Linked DNA regions of Homo sapiens: region 1 is linked to region 2. A link is an interaction called in ENCODE POLR2A ChIA-PET data of the cell type or tissue named here. Cell type or tissue: MCF 10A. All regions are shown on one strand. Links, peaks and the distances in the headings refer to the core of each region. The heading gives the core; the rest is flanking DNA.

Region 1 (5,378 bases), core at 201-5,200, 770 kb after region 2:
CGTATCTACTAAAAATACAAAATTAGCCGGGCATGGTGGTGCATACCTGTAATCCCAGCTACTCGGGAGGCTGAGGCAGGAGAATGGCTTGAAACCGGGAGGCGGAGGTTGCGGTGAGCCGAGATCGTGCCATTGCACTCCAGCCTGGGCAACAAGAGTGAAACTCCGTTTCGAAAAAAAAAAAAAAAAAAAAAAAGAATGGGCCTACTAAGTAGTCACCTGTCATTTGGAAACCCACAAAAATGGGAATTACTACGAGTTTTCAAATTCTTGATCTAGTGCACTGTAAAAGTTTTCATCACATTTTTTTGAGTGCGGTGTCTTTTCTTCTTTTCTTAATCATTTCTGATGTTTTTGCCCTGTATAGTGACAGGACTGTAATGGAATGGGATCATTTCTCTTGCGTGGGATTGTGGGAGTTAGTTCCATCAAGTGAAGGTTACACCACAGATGCCACGCAGCAACAGCTGTGTGGATGGAAAATTCCAGAGTCTTTTTTGTTGCAATATTTTCCATTTTTTATATGTGCAGGCAACTGTGTGCTTAACTGAACTCAGCTGTTTGAAAATTCACAGAGACTGTGAGATAATACCTGTCTTTTGTCATTTAAGCAAGTTTTAGTAATAGAAAAGCAGTGGTTGGTTTAAAAGAGTTTATGAAGTATGTGTTTCGTGAGCAATACTTGGTTCAACACCAAGAGAGGTTTAAAAATCGCAGTGTTGGCCGGGCGCGGTGGCTCATGCCTGTAATCCCAGCACTTTGGGAGGCCGAGGCGGGTGGATCACGAGGTCAGGAGATCGAGACCATCTTGGCTAACATGGTGAAACCCCGTCTCTACTAAAAATACAAAAAAAATTAGCCGGGCGTGGTGGCGGGCGCCTGTAGTTCCAGCCACTCGGGAGGCTGAGGCAGGAGAATGGCGTGAACCCAGGAGGCGGAGCTTGCAGTGAGCCGAGATCACTCCACTGCACTCCAGCCTGGGCGACAGAGTGAGACTCCGTCTCAAAAAAAAACAAAAAACAAAAAACGCAGTGTTTAAATTCTGATAGATAACACCTGTAATCCCGGCACTTTGGGAGTCCAAGGTGGGTGGATCACCTAAGGTGAGGAGTTCGAGACCAGCCTGGACATCATGGTGAAACCCCATCTCTACTTAAAAAAACAAAAAAACCAAAAAACAAAAAAAACAAAAATTAGCCAAGCGTGGTGGCTCATGCCTGAAGTCCCAGCTACTTGGGAGGCTGAGGCATGAGAATCTTTTGAACCTGGGAAGTGGAGGTTGCAGTGAGCTGAGATCATGCCACTGCACTCCAGTCTGGGCAACAGAGTGAGACTCTGTCCTAAAAAAAAAAAAAAAAAAAAAAAAAAAAAAAAAAAAATTCTGACAGATACAATAGAGCAAATGTGCATGAAATAATTTATGTTTTTTTAATAGAGAGAAAATGAAAGATGGTTATAGGACAGTTTCATGGTTCAAGGAAGTGGTGAGTTTTCAGCTGTACTCTGAGGATGGATAGAACATTCTTAAAAGAAAAACTACGAAGTAAAGTATGTGTTTATTGTAAGGGTATGCATTGCTAACTTTTTTTTTTTTGAGACAGAGTCTTGCTCTGTCACCCAGGCTAGAGTGCAGTGACGTGCTCATGGCTCACTGCAGTGTTGACCTCCTGGTCTCAAGCAATCCTTTCACCTCAGCTTTTCAAGTAGCTGGGACTACGGGTGTGCATCACCAGACCTGGCTAATTATTATTATTTTTTTTTTCATTTTTTGTAAAGATGGGGTTTTACTGTGTTGCCCAGGGTGGTCTTGAACTCCTGGCCTCAAACAATCCTCCCACTTCAACCTCCTAAAGTGCTGGGATTACAGGCGTGAGCCACTGGACCCTGCCCATTGCTAACTTTTGACAACAGAGCACACACACCTAACCAGCAGCCATATCAAGAAAATAACACTCCCAGCACCCTGGAACCTTCTGCCCCCATCCACTTCCCATCACCACCCACCACCTCTCTGAGCAGTGTGAATGCATGGTACCCATTTGTGTACTTTCTATACACGGAACCATGCTCTATTTAGCTGGTTTACCTCATCATCACGCTTGTGGGATATTTCACTCTTACGTGGAGGTGCAGGTCATTTGTTTCATTGCTCGTAGTATTTCCCTGTATACATATACCACATTAATCCATTCTATTGTTGTTGGGATTTGGGATGTTTCGTTTTAGGACACTTTGAAGAGTCTGTTGCTATGGGTATGCAAATGCATGTCTTAGGGTGATCATATATGCAAATTTCTGTGGGGTGTATGCCCCGGAATAGTAGACAGTCCCTAAGTAGTGGCAGCAGTTCACACTCCCACCAGCAGGGGGCGAGGTTCCAGTTGCTCCACAGAGAGCTTGATGGGCATAGTCAGGAAGCCACACAGAGAGCAGGAAAGAAAGTGCCAGCCTGGGTTTAGAGACCGAGCGTCCCCGAGCCCATGTTAGGGCCACCTTGGGGAGCCAAAAGAAATAAGGTGGCTGGGTCTCAGGAGGTGGGCAGGGCCGGGTGGGTGCTTCCTTGCAGCTTGCAGAGTTTGAACTCACCCCTAAGCAGTTTACAGCTTTGTAATTTACTTGGGTACTCCAAGGGCTTCGGAACCTATTTTCTTCCTTCCTTCCCTCCTTTCCCTCCCTTCCCTCCTTCCCTCCTTCCCTCCTTCCCTCCCTCCCTCCCTCCCTCCCTCCCTTCCTTCCTTCCCTCCTTCCCTCTTTCCTTCATTTCCTTCCCTCCCTCCCTCTCTCCCTCCCCTTCCCTTCCTTTCCTTCCTTCCCTTCTTTTCCTTCCCTTCCTTCCTTCCCTCCTTCCCTTCCTTCCTTCTCTCCCTCCTTCCCTTCTTCCCTCCCATCCATCACCCAGGCTGGAGTGCAGTGGCATGATCATAGCTCACTGCAGCCTCGACCTCTTGAGCTCAAGTGATCCTGCTGCTTCAGCCTCCCAAAGTATTGGGACCATAGGTACACTTCACTATGCCCAGCTCATTTTTTAATTTGTTTGTAGAGATGGGATCTTCCTATGTTGCTTAGGTGGTCTCAAACTCCTGGGCCCAAGCGATTGCCCTGCTTAAGCCTCCCAAAGAGTTGATATTACAGGTGTGAGCCACTGCACCCGGCCATGGAATCTGATTTGTATTCTAAGCAGCCTCTGCTTCCCATTGCAGCTCCATTTCACCCCAAAGGTGTATGTTGGTTCCCCAGTAATAGATCACACAGAACCTTCTTTCCTTGATGGGACTTGGGTTGAAGACCTTAGGTGTACTGTCTCCTCTCTTTCTTATCTCTCTTTTCAGATTAGGTGTTGATTTTAAGAAACTCCAGAAAATAGTAGACCCATAGGGTTCCCTCATTGTTTTGAAAAACAGCTTGAGATTTTGGGGTTTTGAGTACCTTTCTATCCATCTTTGGCAAAAGGAGTCGTAATTCCCAGCCTGTCTTCGATCTAAATTACTCCAACCGTTTTGAATGTGCCCAGAACGCTGTATGAAATGGTTCAGTCCAATACAATATATCTTCTAGCCACATGTGGCTATTTAAATTTAATTGAACTGAAATCAATTTAGTAATTAATAATTGATTAATAATTAAATTACTAATAAGATTCAGTTCTCAGTTAAGCTAGCCACATTTTAAGTGCTCAGTGACCACAAGTGGCTAGTGGCTACTCTGTTAGGCAGCAGAGAACATTTCCATCATCACAGAAATGTAGTGGGCAGCAGAGGATGAGATGGTGAAACGCCGAAGGAGGGTGGATTGTATGAAAAATGTACATGTGATGTGTCCTGTTTTAGTGGTTACTAGAAAAATGTTTGGTCCGTGATCAAAGCTGCATCACTGTAGTAACATTTCGTGTTCCTTGGGATTCTTATTTCAGTCATGTCTGATAGGCACTTCTGCATTTTGTTTCTCTCACACATTATTTTTTTCCTGGCTGTGAAATAAAAATCTGGGTGTTTAGGCATTTCCCACCAAGTGAAAAGCCATCACAACTTAGGACTGCATGTTGATTTACGGCTCATGTGAGCATAAGTAACTTGCCCAGAAAAATGCTGCCTTAACCCAGTGCTCACAACTCCTCTCTGCAGCTGGAGGTGGGCTGGGGTGAGATGAGGTCATCAGCAGGCCAGACCACTCCTGTCTGAGGGCCTGCTGCCGAAACTCTCCAGTGGGCCTGGAACAGGGAGCGGAAGAACACTTGGAGGATCGAACAAGACATTTTAGTTTAGGAAATTATTCTTATTTTTGCATGCCCTAGGGATTTTTGCATGTTACTGAAAAAACAGTCATACTTCTTGCCCTTCAAAGTATTTTCTGAATAAAACAAATGTCTTCTGGGAAGCTCAGATCAATCAAAGTCACAACTCCAAGATATTCCCTAGTTTCTTCTTAGATATAGAATTTATTCCCTTTTGTGTCAGCATAAAAATGAGAACAAAGCCCTGTGGTAGACTAGTTGTGTCATATGTATTTTGGCCATCATTCATTCATTCATCCAAAAATATACACCCAGTGCTTATTACTTACTGAGCAGTAAATTTGATCCTGGGGATGCTATGATGACCAAAACTGCTCTATCCCCTGTTCTCATGACCGTTATTATTCAGAAGGGGAGATTAGTGTTTCAAAAATGCAAGAAGTCCTATAATTAGGCACAGAATAAGGTGACATAATTGGCAAAAATTGAACTGACAGTTAGGGAAATGTAAGTTGAGATGGTCAAAATATTTTGATTTTACACAAGACGTCATGGAAAAGGTAGTGTTGTTAAATGAAAAAGCACAGGCTTTTGGGTTGAGACCTTTGGATTTAATTCCTGGCATATTTATTACCTATTGCCATGTGACAAGTCACTCCCTTGCAGTTTACAACAACTGTTTATTATCACATAGTTTCTAGGGATAGGAATTTGGGAGCAACTTACTTGGGTGGTTATGACTCAGGATCTCTCATGAGATTGCAGTTAAGACTTCAGCCCTGGCTGAAGTCAGCTAAAGCCTTAATTGGGGCTGGAGGATCTGCTTCCAAGATGGCTCACCCACATGGCTTTTGGTAGGAGGCATCAATTCTTCTTTGGCTTTTGATTGTCATTCTCATTCGCAGCAAGTGGACCTGTCCAATGGGCTGCTTGAGTGTCCTCACAACGTGGCGGCTAGCTTCCCTCAGAGTGAGTGATCAAAGAGAGAGCCAGATGGAAGACACAGTGCCTTCTATGACTTAGTCTTGGAAGTTTCATACCTTTATTTCACCCTTATTCTATTTGTTGGAAGCAAGTCACTAAATACAGCCCACACTCGAAGAAGAACAATTGGGCTCCATGTTTTGAAAGGAGAAGTATCAAAGAT
Region 2 (5,378 bases), core at 151-5,150:
CCAGCCTGGGCAACATGGTGAAACCCCGTCTCTACTAAAAAAATATAAAAATTAGCTGGGCATGGTGGTGTGCACCTGTAGTCCTAGCTACTCAGGAGGCTGAGGCATGAGAATCGCTTGAACCCGGGAGGCAGAGGTTGCAGTGAGCCAAGATCGTGCCACTGCACTCCAGCCTGGGCCACAGAGTGAGACTCCATCTCAAAAAAAAAAAAAAAAAAAAAAAATCTAACACAAGGTACATTCTAGAGCTCCAGGCAGGAGCTGGAGAGGGGAATTTGCCCACATCTGTTGGTGCACTTGGTCCGTTCACGCACATCACCCAGTTGGGAAACATTGCACGTGTCCTGGTCCTGAGTCTTCCCTTTGCCTCTGGACACTAGTAGTAAGTTACAGTAAGGTAATTTTTCCAAAACGTTTCAGAAACTTTAGGGCAACAGAGTCCAGGGGACCTTTCACTGGAAAAGCTCAATTTTTCTCTAAACTTTAATTAGTCATTGTAAATGGTGCTCCTATTTTCTGAAGACTTTTATAAAAGGCCTCAAGAAAAATGCAAATTGAAACTACACTGAGATACTATCTCTCACCTATGAGACTGGCAAAAATGCAAATGCTTATCAACACATCCTGTTGGCAAAGTCACAGGAAACGAGAACACTCATATGTTAGTGGTAGGAAGGCAAAATGGTGCAACCCCTCAGCAAAGGAATTTGGCCATATCTAATACAAGCTGAGTATCCCTAATCTGAAAATCTGAAATCCAAAGTGCTTCAAAATCTGAAACTTTTTAAGCATTGACATGACACCCAAAGAAAATGACCAGTGAAGCATTTCAGGTTTCAGATTTTTGGATGAGGGATATTGAACCAGTAAGTATAATGCAAATATTCCAAACCAAAAAAAAAAAAAAAAAAAAAAAAAAAAAAAAAAAAACTGAAATTCAAAACACTTCTGGTCCTAAGCATTTCAGATAAGAAATACAACCTATAATACAACAAATACATTCACCCTTTAACCTACCAAGCCCGCTTTCAGGAACTTATCCTGGAAGATACACATCCATAACTTAGGTAAAAAGCTGACAAGAAATGTTATTAATATAAATCAAAGCATTGGGCTAACAAGGCCAGAACCTACTGATCATCTTCACACCGCAAAAAGAAACAAGCACAGAGTGGTGCCTCCTGATGGAAGTAACACCACCACCTAAAAACATTCTTACTAAAAAAAGAAAAGAAATCCAACTTGAATCAGATCAAGCCTCTCAAACTATTACGCCCATTTGCATAAATAACAAGAGACAGAGGAACACGTTCAATGACATCATGTGAATTTCAGCAGCAAAACCCAACATTAGGGAAATTCTATAGGACAACCAAATTACTTTCTCCAACAAATAAGCTGTCAGGGGAAAAAAAGGAGGGAGAGTAGAAAAGAAAAGACGTAAGAGACACATCAACCAAAGGCACTCTGTGGCCCAAACTGGACCCAAACACCTGAAGAAATGCAAGAGCTCACTGGACACAAGATGCCTAGTAAATGGGGTACAGGGATTAGAGTTATTTTCAAAAGGAGTCCATAACTTTAGGAGACATATTTATGGATTAAATGGGATTCTGGCATTTGCTTCAATAAGGCCGTGAGAGCTTAGCAGATGGGGTGGGGTCACCACCGAAACAAGATTGGCAATTGTGCAGGTTAAATGGGGTGAGGGGTACAGGAAGGTTTCAGTATACTATTCTCTCTGCTTTTGTGTTTGATATTTTCCATCATTAAAAGCTTACATGTGTACACTTCACATAGATACACATAAAACACACATCTGTGTACATATTCTATCATTAACCCAGCGAACATATCTGTGGCCAATTCCTCTCTACAACAATCAACAACATATATAGATTTAAAGTAAAATACAAAAGGTTCTTTTTTCCTTACTTGGACCCAAGTGTAATGATGAATTTCCTTGCTAGCCAGGAAATTCACCAAGATAAACAAGGCAAGCTTAAAATGTTATAAGCAGCCAAACTCCTAGTGAGGTGCTCTGGAAAAGAATACACTGGATATTCTGGGAAGCAAGAACAGCAGGAAATTTTCTGGAGGAAAATCTCAGGCCACTGCCTTAAGCAATGTTGGTGATAAAATCAGAGATGCTTCATGTTTAGGTATAACAGCTCACCTGCTATCTGTACGTATAGTCAGGATTTCCCAGTAGAGATGGGGTAATCACATTTTCAATGCTTGAAAAGGCCTTCTAAAATTTCTCAATTAAAAAAATATACATTTGCATGATTCAATCCAAACCTAAACACCCAATGTTCAATACCAGAAAAATAATGAGGCTGTTTTCATCTCATAAGCTGTGGAACTCAGAGAAAGGCTACCAGATTATCTTCCACTTACAAAAATATTTTAAGAGTGGCACGGGTGCCTGGGTTTTCTCTTCTTCCTGTGAGGCTGTGTCTGTCCCAGAATAAAGTAAACATGCACAGTAACAACGCAGCGTCAGACAGAGCCAAGGCAACGTGCCCATTAAACAACAGCTCTGGGCAGCTCCCTCCTGAAAGCTAACTTGCCCCTGGTCAGGCATGAGGTGGGGTGGGCCCCTCAGGACCAAGGCCAGGTCCAGAGCCTTCCCCAGGCCACTCCTTGGCCTCCAGGGGGAGGGCGGGTATTCTCATGAGCTCAGGCAGACAGGAGGAGCCTCCCCTTGGCAAGTGGCAAGTTTACAATTGCTGTTCCCAAGCGTGGGATCTTGATAATGAAAGCAGAAAGACAATCCAAACAGCACTGGCCCGCCTCTCTTCCAGGAGCACAACTTGCGCTCCGTTTTGGCCGCAGGTGTTAAGTTAAAATTCTCGTTATTCTGGCTCCTGCTTCTCTGTCTAATGCCCCTAGGGAAACAGAGGCTGCCTTTTCCTATTCTTGAAACCACTGCAACTACAAAAGATGAATTCACATCCTAGCCATGCTAAGGAGAAGGGGGTTTTCTCAGTCAGCAGTACGTTTCAGTTTCTAAATCAGTCCATCTACAGCTGACACTGCTATATGGCCTTTGTCTTCAAATAAGGAAATGGAGTTCACCAGAACGATGGAGCCAAGGCAAAGCAACGGGCGCTGAGCCCAGCAACCCACTACAGAAACCATGGCCATGAGGGAAGTGCCAGACGTGGCTCCCTGCTGATGCTCAGGGATCCTGAGCAAACTCAGACTCTTCCTGAACCCCAGTCACCTTCCTCAGAGCTGCAAATGAGAATGACATTAACTGCAACCTCCGGCACACACAATGACTAACATTAAAACCACCTACTGGGCCGGGCGTGGTGGCTCATGCCTGTAATCCCAGCACTTTGGGAGGCTGAGGCAGGCGGATCACCTGAGGTCAGGAGTTCGAGACCAGCCTGACCAACATGGTGAAACCCGGTCTCTACTAAAAATATAAAAATTAGCTGGGCATGGTGGCGTGTGCCTGTAATCCCAGCTACTTGGGAGGCTAAGACAGGAGAACTGCTTGAACCCAGGAAATGGAGGTTACAGCGAGCCAAGATTGCACCACTGCACTCCAGCCTGGGTGACAAAGACTCCCCATCTCAAAAAAAAACCAAAAAAAAACAAACAACTACATATTGTCCAGAGACACTGTATCACAATGAGAGACAGCTACAGTGTGGCCTAATGAAGGTAGAAAATTCACCTCAAATCCAACTAGGTAGTCCTAATAACTTTTGGTGACCTGTCACAAATCAAATGATTTGTTTCTGCTTATTCTTTATCCACCACCTTAGCCAAAGTGACACAGGATGACACTGCCACAGCACACACAGTCGCATCTGAGGAGGTGTTGGAGTATCTGGAGGCTGGCTGGAGTGGGGGGCTAAAAGGACAAAACACACGTCGGTGCATTTGGAAAGCACTCTGGCCTATGCACCGCATGAATGACAAAACCAGCAGCCGGTTAGTTGGAAAAGAAGCTTGATTTGCTTAAGACAAAACTAAAGAAGAGGCCGGGAACGGTGGCTCATGCCTGTAATCCCAGCACTCTGGGAGGCCGAGGCGGGCAGATCGCCTGAGGTCAGGAGTTGGAAACCAGCCTGGCAAATGTGGCAAAACCCCATCTCTACTAAAATACAAAAATTAGCCAGGCGTGGTGGCGGGCACCTGTAATCCCAGTTACTGGGGAGACTGAGGCACGAGAATCACTTGAACCTGGGAGGGGGAGGTTGCAGTGAGCCAAGATCACACCACTGCACTCCAGCCTGGGCGACGAGAGCAAGACTCTGTCTTAAAAAAAAAAAAAAAAAAAGCTAAAGAAGAAGCTGTGCTAATACTAACTAGGGTTAATAAAAGGAAGCTCTGACTGTAGATCCAAAATGCACACAAACACATAGCTGGGTAATGGTAGATAATTACATCTGTACCTCACATTCCTTTATTACCTCCCCATAAAGAGCAGTGCTGCAGTCACGTGTGTCACCTCATGCATCTGCATGCAGGATGAAAGACGGCAACATGGTGCCCACCTGCGTCAGTAACAGTAACCACACAGAGTTGGACTAATTGTTTCGGGCTGGGCATGTACCAGGTGCTGGTGCTGTCCTCAGTATAACTGAGCACAGTGATTGCTGTTATGGACTGTGTGTTTGTGTGTCCTCCAAATTCTTATGTTGCAGCCTTACCCTCTAATGTGATGGCATTTGAAGGTGGGGCCTTTGGGAGGTGATTAGGGTTAGATGAGGTCACAGGGTGGGACCCCATGATGGGATTAGGAAAAGGAAGAGAGAACAGAGTTTTTGCTCTCTTAGCCATGAGAGGAAACTGCGACAAGATGGTCATCTGCATATCAGGAATCGGGCCCTCACCAGGAACCAAATATTGGACCTCCAGCCTCCAGAACTGTGAGAAACAAATATCTGCTATTCAAGTCACCCAGTCTATGGTATTTGTCATAGCAGCCCGAGCTGCCTAAAACAATCACCATTTGCAGATGAGAAAAGTAGGTGCAGAAGGCGTGCGGCACATGCGCAAGTTCAGCAAGGAAAGCCAGTGAATGGAGAGAACGGCTCAGCAAACCTTCAGACCCACACCAGCACCATTTCTCAAACACCACCTTTAGTTCATGAAACCTGCAGACTCGATACAGCTCACTAATTGTAAACAATTCATCCCCAATCTCTTAGTAGGGATAACGTTCTTATTGTAAAAATGAGAACAGGAGGAAGACCTACAGACTGGAATGTCCAAAGGAGCTTTCCGTGATGATGGAAATCTGTCACCTATGGTGTTCAATACAGTAGCCACCAGCACGGTGGTTCTCCACTGGGAGCAAATGTGTACTTTAGGGGACACTTGGCAATGTCTAGAAACATTATTGGTTGTCACAA

The links. ChIA-PET counts read pairs that join two places held together with the same protein. Peaks named below come from ENCODE experiments on the same cell type or tissue, not always from the same donor. Only the 100,000 strongest peaks of a DNase experiment are listed, where the experiment ranks them.
Region 1: POLR2A ChIA-PET joins it to region 2 with 5 read pairs; 1 of 35 experiments calls an interaction of 5 or more read pairs at or near these places.

What each region holds. Positions count from the first base shown.
Region 1 is chrX:9,310,373-9,315,750 of GRCh38, reverse strand. No RefSeq gene overlaps it. Among named protein-coding and RNA genes, the nearest start is that of TBL1X, 150 kb to the left of the region's middle. In MCF 10A, for the core only: a CTCF peak has its summit at 2,364 (motif pointing right); a DNase peak (open chromatin) is centred at 2,370.
Region 2 is chrX:10,080,673-10,086,050 of GRCh38, reverse strand. All of the region lies in intron 6 of WWC3 (WWC family member 3), which reads right to left. Among named protein-coding and RNA genes, the nearest start is that of WWC3, 68 kb to the right of the region's middle. RefSeq lists an enhancer at 2,665-3,165. In MCF 10A, for the core only: no CTCF peak of the experiment used is centred there; a DNase peak (open chromatin) is centred at 2,670.